Regions from separate parts of the Mus musculus genome. Here region 1 is linked to region 2. Evidence: chromatin loops called from intact Hi-C (ENCODE). Cell type or tissue: heart. All regions are shown on one strand.

What was found. Hi-C counts contacts between places; a loop is a spot of excess contacts. Peaks named below come from ENCODE experiments on the same cell type or tissue, not always from the same donor. Only the 100,000 strongest peaks of a DNase experiment are listed, where the experiment ranks them.
Region 1: a loop joins it to region 2, with 8 times the contacts of the local background. A loop is called at or near these places in 15 of 42 quality-filtered maps.

The regions. Positions count from the first base shown.
Region 1 is chr7:34,250,662-34,258,661 of GRCm38, reverse strand. It overlaps Garre1 (granule associated Rac and RHOG effector 1), which reads left to right. Exons shown (of 14, transcript NM_172741.3): 4 at 509-649; 5 at 935-1,030; 6 at 1,154-1,315; 7 at 2,092-2,250; 8 at 4,578-4,675. Among named protein-coding and RNA genes, the nearest start is that of Gm12758, 20 kb to the right of the region's middle. In heart, a CTCF peak has its summit at 6,470 (motif pointing left); a DNase peak (open chromatin) is centred at 3,361.
Region 2 is chr7:34,307,417-34,315,416 of GRCm38, reverse strand. Garre1 (granule associated Rac and RHOG effector 1) reads left to right here and starts at 1,870. Exons shown (of 14, transcript NM_172741.3): 1 at 1,870-1,925. In heart, CTCF peaks have their summits at 4,254 (motif pointing right) and 5,238 (motif pointing right); DNase peaks (open chromatin) are centred at 1,886 and 2,396; H3K4me3 peaks cover 3,501 bases; H3K27ac peaks cover 2,411 bases.

The sequences.
Region 1 (8,000 bases), 57 kb after region 2:
TCTTAGAAGTCAGCTGGTTTTAATCTTAAGTCTATGTATTAGGTTTCAGGGCTTGGTTAGACAGACAGCCTGGTGTGCACACATGGCTTGTGAAATTGAAAACCTTGAGCTTGACAGCATTAAAGCTGTTAGTTTTCTTTCCTGCAGTTCTGTGCATTTTGTAAATATTAACATTTCTATCCTGACCTGGAAGAATAGAGACTTAACTCCTAGAAATGTTACTTGGCTAGAGGTGGCAGTATAGGCTTGTAATCCTAGTGCGTAGGAGGCTGAGGCATGCCAGTTGTAAGTTTGAGACCAGCCTGGGTTACATGGTAAGATCATCTCCAAAAGTTAAGTCTGTAAAGTTTCAGTCTGACTTTGTAGTGTGACTGGTCCAAAACCCTGGTGTATATCCAGCTCACGTAGTTCATTTTAGGTATGGGATTTGTCGCTGCTGGTACTGTTTGAATTTTACTAGTAACTATAATTGCCTTTCTTTACCTACTCGTTACTATTTATGTCATAGGCGACATCTAGATTGAGAGAGAGAGGCTGTGATGGATGCCTGGCAGGAATCGAAGTCCAACAACTCTTTTGTTCTCAAAGTGCAGCAATTCCTGAGCACCAGCTAAAAGAGCTAAACATAAAAATCGACAGTGCTTTGCAGGTAAGTGTGTTGTCAATACTGTTAGATGCAAGTCACCAAGGGGGAAGTTGGACCACTCAAAAAGGTAACAGTAATAATAGGTCCTCAAGTCTCAATAACTGTAGGAAAATTTTAACATAATGTATTTATTTTTCAAGAATTTCATGTATACATACAGTGTATTCACTCCACTCTCCTTAACTAACTCCTTCCAGATCCACTCCCCACAACTGTAGAAATGTTAAGTTCCTATTTTTGTCAGACTTTGTCATATTCTAATCTGCTACATGATCTTGATTCTTACAGGCTTATAAAATAGCTTTGGAAAGCTTAGGCCACTGTGAATATGCAATGAAAGCTGGCTTCCATCTAAACCCAAAGGCCATTGAAGCAAGTTTGCAGGTACACTTTTCTCTCCAGCGGCTCTAGGACTTTATGGGAGTTGTTCACTCAGTCGTGTGGGTACCAAATGCTCATCACATGAGCTGTGGATCACCTCCACTCCCCTATTCAAACTTCTTCCAGGGCTGCTGCAGTGAGGCGGAAGCTCAGCAGACAGGGCGAAGGCAGACACCCCCACAGCCCATGCAGTGTGAGCTCCCCACGGTTCCTGTGCAGATAGGATCGCACTTCCTGAAGGGGGTCTCCTTTAATGAGTCGGCTGCCGACAATCTGAAGCTTAAGACGGTATCTTTCTGTGGATTCCCTGGGTTCCAGTACCTGAGCATGAACTTGGAATAGAGCTGTTACAGGAAACTCAAGGGCTTTTGAAGAATATACATTTAAAAACTAAAATGGGAATCATGGAAGGAGGCTCTAACTTTTCTGAGTACAGTGATGGCCAAATGTAGGCCTGTGATGTCTCTCCTTTTTTTGTGTATGATGCTAGGGGTTTAACTCTGCTTTACATATGCAAAGCAGACACTGAGCCACACTTTACCCTGGGATAACATAAGAAGACATTTACTGAGCAAGTTTTATTAATAATTTTGTTCAGATCTTTAAGAGTTTGAGAGTACACCATGAGCTGTTGATGCTTAATAGTTGCTGGTGGAGTTTTGAGAATTAAGTAATAGAAATCTTAGTGCAGTAATAATAATCAGTTGTAAAGCATCATGGGAAATACAACAAAGTGCTTCTCATACATTGTTTTATTTAATTAAGTGTCTCATTGAGGCATGAGTATTCCCCCATTCCAATTTGACAAAGGAACTGAAGCCCAAAGTAATATGCCTGGACCTGAAACTTGGCCTCTCTCAGAACAAAGAGAGTTCTAGGCCAGCCAAGGACACATAGTGAGATCCTGCCTCCAAAAACTTTTTTTTTTCCAAATGGCATGATCTGGGTGCTCTCAGAGTGCCTCTCTTGAGGGTGGTTGCATAAATAACCCCTATAAGTTTTGTAGCCTTGCCAGTGTCAAGAGTCTTGAGATGTGAACTGTCCTCTCTCTTGTCAATCTGTAGCATACCATGTTACAGCTCATCAAGGAAGCAGGCTGCTACAATGGAATCACACCTAGGGATGATCTTCCTGTGACTGAAGTCCTGAATCAGGTGTGCCCGTCCATGTGGCGGGGTGCCTGTAAGACTGCTGTGCAGCTGCTGTTCGGCCAGGCAGGGCTGGTGAGTATATGTGAGAGCATGAGAGCACAATGCAAAACACTGCACAGACTGAGGCAAAAGGAAGAGTTGGAGGCTAGCCTGAGATACATAGGAAGACCCTGCTCTCTCTTCAGAACTGAAAGTTTTGTTGTTTGTTTGTTTTAATACCTTTGTAACCTGTATTTGCTGGGAATCTATTTACAAAATGGTGATGTTGTACGCTTTCCTCATCTTAGAGTAACAAACACATTAGTACTGCCTGTGTGGGCCTTGACTGGCCTGACTGATCTGCAGCAACACTGGAGTTTCCTGTTGCTCAAGTGAGCTGGGCTGGTGGCCTCCTATCTCAGTCCTCTGTACTCTGCCTGTTCTCTGACCTCTCTAAATGTGGCTTGTTCTTCTCACCTTTACAGGTCAGCCCCTGTAAAGGTGAGCTAGGGCCCCAACCCAATCATTTCCTATCCTAGCTCTCTGCCCATTACCTTTTGTACAAGAAAGTGGCAGTATCTGCTTCAGGTAAAAATCTATCTTTTACCTGTCAGAGAAAAGGGAAGGAAAATAAAAACTAAAGAAACTTCAGGTGAAGTCAGACCAGGTCCAGAGCTCAGCATCTGTGATCACTGTTAGCTTTTATTGTCTGCCATGTCGACCCAAGTAGCTTGTATGTACTAGATTCTGCCTCATATTCATGGTTTGAGAGTGAGACCCTGTCTAAAAAATAAATAAATAAAAAACTTTTTTATAGGTACTCTTTGTAGTCTGATTTCTGCTTTATTCATGAAAAAAAAACAGATTAAAATTGTCTTTGTCCCTGTTTCATGCAGATTACTTCAGAGACAGTGTACAGACCTGGGCTCCATTTCCTTGAAGATTCATATAGAAAGAAAAGCAAGAAACAAGGGTCACTCTGCTAACCTATAATAGAGAGACTGAGCCAGTTTCCTGGAGACCAGGACTGTGTCAGCTGAAGCTGGCACTATGGCAATGTGTGCTCCAGAACACAGAGTACAGCAGGAGAAGGCAGTTTTGAGAAATCAGTTTAAGCTAAGGGGTGGGGGGAGTGTAATTATACGCAGAATCCAGGAACTTTTTACTTCCCTACCATTGATGGTAGGGCCTTTGTTGTAGCTGACAAAGGCGTTTAGGACCATAGCCATAGGAGGAGGAGAGAGGAAACACCTGTCAGGTCCAACAAAGGCTGTTCCTTGGACAGGAAATGTTTCTCAAAGGTCCAGCCATAAGAACCCTGTTTATTTATAACCGTGGAAATGAACACACTGGAAGCTGTGTTTGGAATCATGAAAAGTACCTATGCGTAGCTTAACTCCTTCCAAAATGGAGATGTGTTTTTCTACTAGTGAGCCATATCCCCAGCCCTTGAATTTGTAGTCTTTCTGCCTCACCCTTGTAAGGAGCTTAGAAAACAGGTCTGCATCACTGGGCCCAGCTTGGTTCAGTTTCTGACATCTTTTTTTTCTTTCACGTATATAACGTTTAAAAAAACAAAAACACTAAAATAGCTGTGTAGTGGTGCATACCTTTAATCTCAGCATTCAGGAGGTAGAGGCAGAGGCAGAGGCAGGTGGATCCCCGAATTTGAGGCCAGCCTGGTTTATTGAGCAAGGTCTAGGACAGCCATAGCTATACAGAGAAACACTGTCTTGAAAAGATCAAAACAAGAACAAACTCCTAAAATAAAAGATGCATCAACTCTCTTCCCTTTCTCTTTCTCTTATCCTTCACTTTCTTTTTCTCTTTTTTCCAGTCCTTTCCCATTTAAAGTTTTATCTTAGGACTTTATTTTTAAGTTAAATTTTGTGTGTGTGTATTATCTTTGGAGGCCAAATGAGAGCATTGGATCTCCTGGAACTAGAGTTGCAGGTGGCAGTGAGCAAGCAGCCTGATATGTGTGTTGGGACTCAAGTCCTCTGAAAGAACAGGAAGTACTCTCAACATATGAGCCAGCTCTCCAGACTTATTTATTTCTTCATTTTGAGACAGGGTCACATATTGCACAGGCTGACTGCAAACTCATCCATCTGCCATGGCCTCACAGGTGTTGGGATGACAGAAATATACAACCACATTTATCTTGAATAATTTGTAATTAGAACAACTACAGTGTAGAAAATGCCTACAAAATCGAGTAGACCCCACAATTAGAGTTTGGTTTCTGTGTGTTTGCGCATCATTGCTTGCTGTTATCTCTGGGGGTCTCACTGGTCTCACTGCAGTGCAGATGTGCTGCAGACAGTTCTGCCGGTTACTGAGTGACTAATACGCTTATGTATTTGAATGTTTGATACTGAAATCTCTCTGAACTGCGGTTGTCTTTGTTTCTTTTCTAGGTGGTTGTTGACACAGCACAGATTGAAAATAAAGAAGCCTATGCACCCCAGATCAGTCTTGAAGGTTCCAGAATTGTGGTTCAAGTCCCATCCACATGGTAACATGACTCTTTTTAATAGAAGCCTAAACTCTGAAGGCTGTGTATCTTTCACATCTTTGCAACCTGACATAGTAGTGCTTGCTACCTGTGCACTTCTCAGGTAGCAGGGCGGTGTTGGAGTCTGTTTGGCTTGGCTATGATGGTGAATCTAAGACCTCTGAGAAAGAGCTCCTTTGACCACAGGCAACTGGCATATAAGTAATAGACCATAATGAGCAGTGTTATCTTCTTACTGAAGCCACAGGGTTTAGTGTCTTTTGCTCTCACTGAGTCACCCTTTATTTTTCTAAAGCTGAGGAGAGACTAGAATTTTCTCTCAAGTCTATCTTTTCAGTTACAACCCTGATAAGCTTGAGCTTATATCATTATATATTCATTCTCATTGTAAATCTGGGGACAAACAAAACTGTTTTTTGTTATATTTGTAACACTTCAAAAGATAAAGGGTTATTCATAGTTTGTTTTCTAAGACAAAAGCTCCTATAAACAAGGAAGCAGGCCAGGGATATGACCTCATACATGAGGAAAGAAGACACTGCACAAGGAGATGAGAAAAGGTGTAACCTCACAGTGATCACAGCAAGTAAAGGGAAAGATCAAAAGATTCATTTTGCCCTAAAATAATTAGTTTCACTTAGATAGCAGTAAGGGATATTGGCAAGTACTGGTTTGAGCTATATTACAGAAAAACAGGCCAAGAGACTTTTGGATTGAGAAGCAACCACACAAGGTTTTTGGAGAAAAGTGTATACAGAAAATGAAGCTGAAGCTGAATTGTTTTTTTAATATATTTATGTGGAGGGCAGTGGACACCTTGCAGGAAGAGTCCATTCTCTCCCTCTGTCTTTGTAGATTCTGGGGACTGGATTCAGGTCATTAGATTTGCTGGCAAATGCCTTTACTGGCTGAGTCATCTTTTTAACCCTCTAATAACTCTCAGTGTCTGTCTGTCTGTCTATCTTGAGATGGTGTCTCACGTATTCCAGGCTTGTTTAAACTTGCTTTGTAGTGAAGGGCAACCTTGTAGCTAAGGATAGCCTTGAACTTCTGATCCTCCTGCTTCCACCTCCTAAGTGTTGGGATTATAGGTATGCATTGCCAAGCTCAGTTTTACAGGATGCTGGGGACCAAACCCAGGCATTCTGGGCCAGCACTCTGCAATTTGAATTCCTAATTTAATTCTCATTCAAAAGTTTTTATTATTGTTGTTGAGACAGAGTCTTACATAAACATAGGGTGGCCTAAAAGCCCACTGTGTATCTAAACATGACCTTGAACTCCTGATTCTTTTGCCTCCACCTCTTGAACTGGGATTACCTATGTATGTTATCATACCTAGCTCATTGGAAAACATTGACCTTATATGGATTCTCATTTTGAGAAAAACAGACATAACTTATATAGAATTGGGTGATCATAAACAGCTTCTACAAAGCTAGTTTATTTTCTACCTTGGGTCAGAGGTGATTGGCAGCTCCAAGTCTTTAAAGCCTGGTTTCTCAAACTTTGAAGGTAGCAGACCCCTGAGAGCCAGCTGAAGATGGAGATTTCTGACACTCAGGGGATGCTGGCAATCTGCATGCTTAATAAGCACCTCAGGTAATCCTGGTGCAGGTGGCCAGAGGCCACACTTGGGAAAACACAGTCTGCATGTGGGAAAGGCATGAGGCCTGCAGGCTGAGAACAAAACTGACAGAACACTCACTGCCTGTGTGGTTCATTTCCTTTGTAATTTACTGTACCTTCTGAAATGGCATCTGTTACTGCTTGCAAAGGCTCCCTCTGCTGTCTGCTTTTTGTAATGATAAAAATTGGTTTTTGCTTTGAGGTTTTCTTTTGTTTTGTTTTTTCTCTTGGAAAGCCAAGATCAAGTGTCTGACATGAAATGCTAGAGACCAGAAGTATTTCCGATTCCAGCCGTTTTGGTTTTGTTTTGAAAGTATTTGCCCATGGGTATGATGAGGTATTGTGAGAATGAAGTGTAAATACATGATCACCTGTGTTTCAGACTGCTGTGCCCTAGGCCAGTGCTGGTTTTGCATAGTATTACATAGTATTTGTGGTGCTCTGAATTTTCACTGTGACCTTGCACTTGAGATCATCTGTGGAATTCTTCTCTTGTGTTGTCACTGTAGCATCAGAAAGTTTGTATTTTGAACATTTCCTGTTTTTGGGTTAGAGATGTTGGGCCTGTACAAGTATGTGCTCATTGGGAATGCTGAAGTGGGAGTGTTACTTCATTTTTAGGAAAATAATTGTCAGCAAACTAATCAAGAGTTTATTCAGCCAACCATGGGTGTACATGTCTGTCTTGCTGTCCCTTAGGAGGCTGACAGAGGATCCTTAAGCTTACACCATTATGGGTTACAGAAACAAGACACCCTTCCCCCTGTGTCTGTCTCTCACAAACATGCACATATTTTTTAAAAGACTTATTTATTTATGGTGGGAAAAAAAGTGTATATTTAGAATTAGCCATCTGGACTCAGTTTAGATGACCCCAATCTTGTTGGCAACATCTAGAGCATCATAATCAAGAGCTAAGCGAACATACGCCTTCTTCTCTCTGTCAGGCCTTGTCAGGGTATGGACTTTGGCCACATCAATGTCATAGAGTTTCTTCACGGCCTCTTTGATCTGGTGCTTGATGGCCTTGACATCCACAATGAACACAAGCATGTTGTAGTCCTTTATTTTCTTCATGGCTGACTCGGTGGTCAGTGGGAATTTGATGATAGCACAGTGGTCAAGCTTGTTTCTTCTGGGTGCACTATTTCGAGGATATTTTGGCTGCCTTTGGAGCCACAGGGTCTTGGGTCCGCTGAAAGGTGGGTGACTTTCTGATCTTTTTTTGTGGCTATGGTCGCCTTTTAGCACCACCTTCTTAGCTCTCAAGGCTTTGGCTTTGGGAGGGGCAGGAGCTTCCTTCTTCGCTTTCGGTACCATCTTGGTGAAAAGGGTGGCTTTTATTGCATACACTCTGTGCTGTACAGATGGCTGTGAGCCATCATGTGGTTGTTGGAAATTGAACTCAGGACCTCCGCTCTCTCTGGCCCAAAGATTTTATTTTTTATTATTATATGTAAGTACTGTAGCTGTCTTTAGACACACCAGAAGAGGGCGTTGTATCTCACTACAGATGGTTATGAGCCACCTTATGGTTGCTGGGATTCGAACTCAGGACCTTCGGAAGAGCAGTCAGTGCTCTTACCTGCTGAGCCATCTCACCAGACCAACACATACATGTGTTATTACATTATCCACACATGCCAATATATGACATAACAGCAGGAGGATGACTTTTGGATGATGAGTGGGGAGT
Region 2 (8,000 bases):
TTTATTTTGTTGAATGGATTTATTTTCTTTTATGTGTATGAGTGCTTTACATGCCTGTATGTGTGCCTGGTGCCTGAGGAGGTCAGAAGAGGGTATCAGATCACCTGGAATTGGAGTAATGATGGTTGTGAACCACCAGGTGGGTGCCAGAAGTACCAGTGCTCTTAACCACTGAGCCATTGCCCAGGCCCCAGAACATAGTAAATGTGCTACTTTTTTTTCCCCCCTGTGTATACCACTACTACTACCACCTTTTTTTTTTTTTGGACAGGGTTTCTTCTCTGTATAGCCCTGACTGTCCTGGAACTCACTCTGTAGACCAGGCTGGCCTGAGACAGAGACTCAGACAACCACCGTTTTTTTTTTTTTTTTAGATTTATTTATTTATTTATTATATGTAAGTACACTGTAGGTGTCTTCAGACACTCCAGAAGAGGGCATCAGATCTCATTACGGGTGGTTGTGAGCCACCATGTGGTTGCTGGGATTTGAACTTAGGACCTTTGGAAGAGCAGTCGGGTGCTCTTACCCACTGAGCCATCTCACCAGCCCCACAACCACCCTTTTTTAACTTTTCTTTATTTCTCTGTAATAAATTTGCCTTCATTTCAGTTACTCCTCTAAGTGTTTATGTCTTTCATCTTTATCACTGTGAGAACGTCAACTTTGTAGCCCCTGACCTGGGTGGACCTTTAATGATCACTGAGTCTCTAGCACCCTAGGATCTGGGGCCAAGCACAACCCAGTCCTGAAAGATTTTGTTGTTTTCAAATACTGCATCAAAATCTACATCCATACTTTCCCCTAATGCTGAGGGTGAACCCAATGCCTGTCCTGTGCTAAGTAAGTGCTTTACCACTAAACTGGATTTCAGCCTGATACAACCATTCCTGCCTCCGGGTTTCAGACCTCGAGTCTGGGCAATCCTGACAGCTTCCCAAGTACTGCCAAATAAGCCCTTGTTTAAAACAGGGAGTTTGGAATGTTCTTAGATAAATCCTATCTTCTCTAGTTTTCTGACAATGAAACATTTGATAATTATTCACCTTTTGTGTGTGTGTGGTTTTTTTTTTTTTTTTTTTTTTTGAGACAGGTTCTATGTAGCCTTGGCTAGCCCTGGATTTGCTATGTAGACCAGGCAGGGTTCAAATTCATAGAAATCTGCCTGCTTCTGTCTTCTGAGTGACTGGGACTTAAAGGTATGCACCACCACTCCCAGCCTAAAACATGTGTCTTAACCTCCCAAACTCTCATTGCAAAACCCTGGGGCTGTAATATGTGCCCCTGACAAGTTGAGTAGTACTCTATCTCCGAGCTACGATCTCGGGTCCCTTTCGCCTATTTGTGTTTTGCTGTGTGCTGTCATGTAGTCCTCCTCAGGTTTTGTTTTAAAATTCCTTTTTTTTTTTTTTTTTTTTCCTTTTTCTTTTAGGGATCTTAGCTCTTGATCTAACCCGGAGGGTAATTATCTGGACATCCACTTCCATTGGGTCGGGGTACTCTCTCCTTCTCTCTTCTACTTTCCCCTCCTACCATCTGCCACAAATGGCACTACATCATTACAGTGATTTGTGACAGTAGTATTCTGTTGGCACCGCTCACGAAGCAATCCCTGAGGGTGCTAGTACTATCCCGCTCCTACATCGTCTGTCAGGTGTGATGTCTAGCGATCAATGGTTCTATCATTAATTTCAATGATAAATACGCGAGGACGCAACCGAGCCCCTCAGCAGGGTTCCGACTAGGTCTGGAAACAGGGAGGGAACGCAGAGCTTCGCCGCCGCCCATCCAGCACGAGGGGAGGGTGGGCTCCGGCCGGGGAAACCGCAGCGACCGCCTGGGGCGGGGGCGGGGCCGCCCGCCGACGTCACTTCCGGTGTACACAGCCGGTCCGGGCGGTGCGCCGGAGCCGGGGCGCTTCGCAGGTGAGGTACGGTCGCCAGCGGGCTCGGGTCGGCGGGGACTGGCTAGGGGTAGCGGGCGGCGGGTCGCAAGGGCGACTGGCATCGAGGCGAGCTCGCGGGGTGCCGCTTCCCTCGGCGCCGTCCCTCGCCCGCCTGCTGTGGAGGACGCCGGGCTCGGCGGGCGCTGGCCGGGCGGACGGAAGCCCGGAGGGGCCTCTCGGCGCGCGCCCGGGACGAGACCCTGAGGGGCGCGTTGGCGCTGAAGGACGCGGCTGCCTTGGGCCGCCGCGGGGGATCCGCTCCCGGAAGCTCGGGGCGCCGTGCGCCCGGGGCTGGCGGCCTGTGGGCGACCTGGGTCCACGGGCACAGGCGGGCGCCGCTGCCCTCAGGCCGCCCCGCGGCTCCCCGGCCGGCCGCGCGCCCCTTCCTGGCTCCCTCTGAGCCCGTGGGCGCGGCGGGGGTCAGAGGAGGGCCGAGGCTGGGCTAGGACTGAGGAAGGACCCACACCCGTCGGGCGAGCGCCGGGGTCAGGGGTGTGTCTTCCTGCTCCTCGTGGAGCAGGGGAAAAAGAGCATGCCTGTTTGGCATGATAAGAATTTTGTTTATACTTTAACCAAAATTGCCTGGGAAACGATCAGCCTGGGGAGCCCCCAGTTTGAAAATAGATTGTCCTTGCCCTTCCCCACCCGTTGCCATTATGAAAGCGATTCATTCTTCTGTCCTTGTAAAAAACACTCGCCACTGTATACAAAGTGTCAGGAGGGAAAATGACCACGGCGACTCGGTGACAACCGCTCCTAACATTTTGGTGACATCAGTAAGTGCAGATATATATACTGTCACTCTTAGAGGTTTTGTAGTAGAACATCGAGTACCATAATTTATCCAAACTCTAATGAATATTTGATTGTCCCTGTCACAAGAAAAAACACTTGTGGCAAAAAGGATTTATTTGATTATTGTCTTCGGCTAAATTTACAAATGGGGGTCAAAGGTAACATTCCGTTTTTCTCCTTGTGGATATGCTTGGAAACCTCAAACGCACTGTTGTAGAAAATTACATCTGTGTTTGCTTCTCATAATTGCTTTAACATTTTTAACCTTTTTTAAAAAATTTGTTTATTTACTCATACTTATTTTGAACAGACCCCCACGGTGTAGACCAGATTGGCCTTAAGCTCACAGAGATCTCTCTGCTTCAGTTTCTCAAGTGCTAGAATTAAAGACACAGGCCAAGAGGCCTTGCCTTTGTATTTGTTTTTATTTTTAAGACATATTTCCCAAGTGGCAGTATAGTCATCCAGGTAACCATTGTTGTCTTATTATCTTATTTTAGGCTTAAAGTTCTAAGAATGTATTTGTAAAAGACTACTTGCGAGCTTGATTCGGTGTGCGTTTGGAGGTTTTTATGTGCCTTGAAAATAGTAAGTTTTTCCTTGTAATCTTTAAAAAGATCATTTCTTTTACAAGTTCAGAGAATACTTTCTTTATATTTGATATTTATGTGTGTGATACATATACATATAAGATATACATATTAAACAAGGTTTTATTGCTGTTTTATTTGCTTTCTTGCTGACAAGATCACAGACTCCATATGAAGAGTGCAAGTTTGTTGTGGCAACTTTTCAGTCTGGCATTTGAGATTCTAATCTTCCTCTATTTTTGCACACGAATACGTAGGTTAGCATTGGAGACCAAGATAGAAAAGTTCTCAGATTCCCTTGGCAAGCCTAGATTTTTTTCAATCTAAAATTATCTCTGGATTTTTGGAAGACCGCATGCTTTAAGCATCCTTTAAAAAAAAAAACAAATACAAAATACTTTGCTAAATAATTTTTCTGTTGAGAACTTGAAGCCTACTATAGCAGGAGCTGTGCGTCTCCTAGGTCTTCTGCATTCCAGGGAAGTCACTAGCAGGCTCCAACATCCCATGGGTTTTGTGTGTCCACTCTGTCCCTTTCCTGTGAGACTTTCTCCTCAGTGGAAAAAAATGACCTTCCTAGATGGACAAAGAATGTTGGTTAGAATAAGGAATTGCTTTGTTTGGAGTAAGAAGAACCCATTGCTGGGTTCTCTCAGTATTAATTCAGAAAGAACCTGAAGTGTAGAGTTGTGCTCTAAACGTTTTCTCTACAGATATTGTTCAGTGAGGCCCCCGAGTTGGTTGATCTAGTGGTCACTGCTTGCTTTTTTCTGTTTTCTTTTCACTTTGTGTAGTTGTTTTTCCTCTTTGTCATTCTTTATGATACAACTCAAGACTTTGAGATTCTATTTATTTTTGTTTTTTTGTTTTTTAATAGTTATTAATTTATTTTATGTATTTGAATACACTGTAGCTGTCTTCAAACACACCAGAAGAGGGCATCAGATTCTATTACAGATGGTTGTAAGCTACCATGTGGTTGCTGGGAATTGAACTCAGGACCTTTGGAAGAGCAGTCAATGCTCTTAACCTCTGAACCATCTCTCCAGCCCTTATTTTTATTTTTGTTTTTGTTTTATATGTATGAGAGTGTTTTGTCTGAAGACTGCACCCTGAGCATACAAAGCCACTGAAACCAGAAGAGGGCTTCCGACCCTCTGGGTCTGAAGTTACAGATGTTTGTAAACTATCATGTGGGTGATGAGAAGAAACCCAGGTCCTTTGCAAGAGCAGCTAGTACTCTTGACCTCTGAGCCATCTTTAGGCCTGAACTTACAAGTTTGAGTATGCTAGGTGTGTACTGTACCACTGAGCTACCTCCCCAGATGCTGTGACTTTGTAAATATTTGGTGAGGGCAGCCATTCTTGTTATAAACCAGCCTTGCTCTTGGTTTCCTACTTTAGAGCAGTAGTGTCTATTTTCTTACCTGGTCTTTTTTGCCCTATTTTACCTTGTCTGTCTAGTGCTATTTTGTAAGGCCTTGCCTCATGCTTTCTCCCCAACCCTTGATTCATGTTTTTCCCTTCACATCCAGAGTAGACTTGGAGGTAGTCTCCACTTTATCTCCTTGCCCCTTGGGTCCTTAGAGTGACATTTCCATCCTAACTTCAGCTTTGCTTTTTCTGTTGTTTGTTTGTTTGTTTTTGAGAGTCTTTTATGTACACAAGCTGGCCTCCAACTTGAGATTCTCAGGCATCAACGTCCCAGTTGTTGGGTCTATAGGCATATGACAACATATCTCTGCTTTCTCTATGTCAATTCTTTATTTCCTTCTAAATGACCCCTAGATGCAGATCCTTCATCACTGTGGCCTGTCTGATAAATCTAAAGTTTTTTTTTTTTTTTAAGAATTATTTAGTTTATGTATATGAGTATACCATTGCTCTCTTCAGACACACCAGAAGAGGGCATCAGATCCCGTTACAGATGGTTTTGAGCATGTGGTTGCTGGGAATTGAACTCATGATCTCTGGAAGAGCAGTCAGTGTTCTTAACCACTGAGCCATCTCTCCAGCCCGAATCTAAAGTTTTTACTAGCTGCCATCCCACAATCTCATTTTCCTTGTTGACTTAAGATTATTCTTGTCATTTGTATTCTTCCCTACATTTTTGTTGTTTTATTTTGAGACAGGGTTTCTCTGTGTAGCCCTGGCTGTCCTGGAGCTCACTCTGTAGACCAGGCTGGCCTTAGACTTAGAGAGATCCACCTGCCTCTGCCTCCTGAGTGCTGGAATTAGAGGTCATACTTGGCCTCCCCTATACCTTGATTAGATTTTGCATCTTTTTTCTCAGGGACTGTTCTAGTCCTACTCTAGTTAGGAAGAAAGTAACCCAGTGAATTTAGCTGGCTCACAGACATCTACGCCATTGTTAGCTAAGAGACACAGCTTGGAGAAGACTGTCTATGAAGTGTCTAAAGTACCTAGAGAGAGACACCAAAAAAAGTTGTGCAAGGTTTCAGAAATTTTGCCTGTTTTGTTCATTGTGTTTATCATCGGGGTCTAGAACATACTGTTCTGGAAACAGTTGAGAATTTGTTGAATAAATGACCATCAGAGAATAAAATAAAAAAATAAATACAAATTTGCTATCTATAGAGGAGATGCAGACATAAGCCAAGAGACGTTTTGTAAATAGAGTTTGACAAATTTCAGGGAAAACTTTAAATTCAAGCCAAACTGACCCAGCTATAACCCCAAGGAAGGCATGTTTGGAATGTGTTTGTGGTCAGAAAGCTTAAACCTAATTTTGTATACTCCAAGAAAGACTTGTGTTTCCGGGAGAGGTTTGGGATGATATCTGTAGAAGTTGGAGTGGCTGGTGCAAGAGAGCTAACTTAGGCGGTGTGAGGGTTTCTCTGTATGAGTCCAGACCAGGAGTGGTGGTGCACAGTCCTTGCAGGATCAAAGGGAGGGGCCACCTTCCTTATACCCTTCATAGTTTCATCTGGAAGTTTCTGCCAAAGAGGTGGTCCAAGCTCTATTCAAAGTGCTGTAGTAGATTCTGGTCTTAGGATGTTGTCTAATCTAACTGTAGCATGGGCACAGCATTGTACTTTTCTTTTAGTGTTGCCATGAGAACTTTAAGCTTGGTAAAGTTACAGCTAGGGCTAGCCCTTTTGGTATAGATGTAGTTATTGGCCTTCTGGTTAATACATCAGTCGTCTTTGAGCCTAACTTGTCCCCCTGAAACTGCTCCTGGGCTCAGTGACAAAGCTGCTAACCAGACTGTGGGAAGTGATGACAGACAGGCTCTTCCCAAACTGCTCAGGCAGGAAAGCCAACCTGAATGTGTCAAGAGAAACTTTCTGAAGAACGTTGAGCTTAGCTGATAGCGTGGGGAGAGTCAGTGACTCCAGCTCATTGTAAGAACAGAGGATACTTAGACAGGATGGTGACATGAGTAAAGCTGTAGAGATGAGCAAGCCTGGGGAATATAATTAATGGTGGTATCTGCGTTACTGCGGCCTCACTATGCTAATCAGGTTTACTGCAAAGTGCTGCCTGCATGCTCCTTTATCCTTACAGCCTTGTGATACGTTCAGAACTGACATGTTCGCTTTCTGTCGCTGCCAGTTAACCTACATACTGCTTTACATTCTAAAGATGTTGTGTACATGCTTTAATTTTCCTAAACCATTTTTTAGTGCAAACAGTACATTTTTAACCAGTCTAACATTTTTAATATTACTTTTGAGACAAGATCTTGCTGACTAGCCCAAGCTAGAATCAAATTCAACCAAGCTAGACTCAAATTCAAGATCCTCTTGCCTTATCATACTGGTGTATGCCAGCATGCTCTGTCTGGCTTCACTCTGCCTTGGGTACCATTTTGAATGGCATGCTTTTTTTTTTTTTTCCTGTTCATTATTTTCATTTTAAAAATTAATAAACTTTAAAAGAAATATCTGTGGTATCCAGTCATATATAGAGGGATCAGAGAGCAAGGACCAGTCAAACTTTAGTCCTGCTTACTGGCCTCTTGAGTCACTAAAATTGGGTTACCCAGTATGAAAATAGGAGAGGAAATAATGTCGAGGGTTATAGTGTGGTTTTTATTCTTTTCTTTGAGATGCTGTCTCTTTAGCCCAAACTTTACTGTATAGCCTAGGCTGATCTCAAATTAAGTTCTCCTGCCTCAATTTCTGGGTTCGTGTATTATAAGCACAGGCCACCACACCAAGCTTACAATGTAGTTTTACTGTGTTAATATAAAGCCCTTAGAACAGGTCCTGGTGGGAATGTGATTTTTGTTACTTTCCATTCTGTGCAGTACAGAACAGTGAGCCTGTAGCTTACATCCATCATGGCATTTGCTGGTCATTTGGTGAGACAGGCACAAGAGGCAGTGACATCAAAGGCAGCCAAAGCTCAGGAAAAGCTTCATGGGACTTAAGGTGTTGGCTTTATTGAGATAATGAAAGTTTACTTTTAGGCAAGGTTTTACTATGTAACCCAAGCTGACCAGGTACTCATTGTATAGACCAGGATGGCCTTGAACTCAGTAATTCTGTGTCTTAGCATCCCAGATGATGGGATGACAGCATATACCAGCACTACCATTCATAGCTGAGCTAATGGATCTTGAATATAGCTAACTTTTTAGAAAAAATAAAATGAAGGTGAGGGTCTTTTTTTGAGACAAGATCTGGCTATGTAGCTTGGCTAGC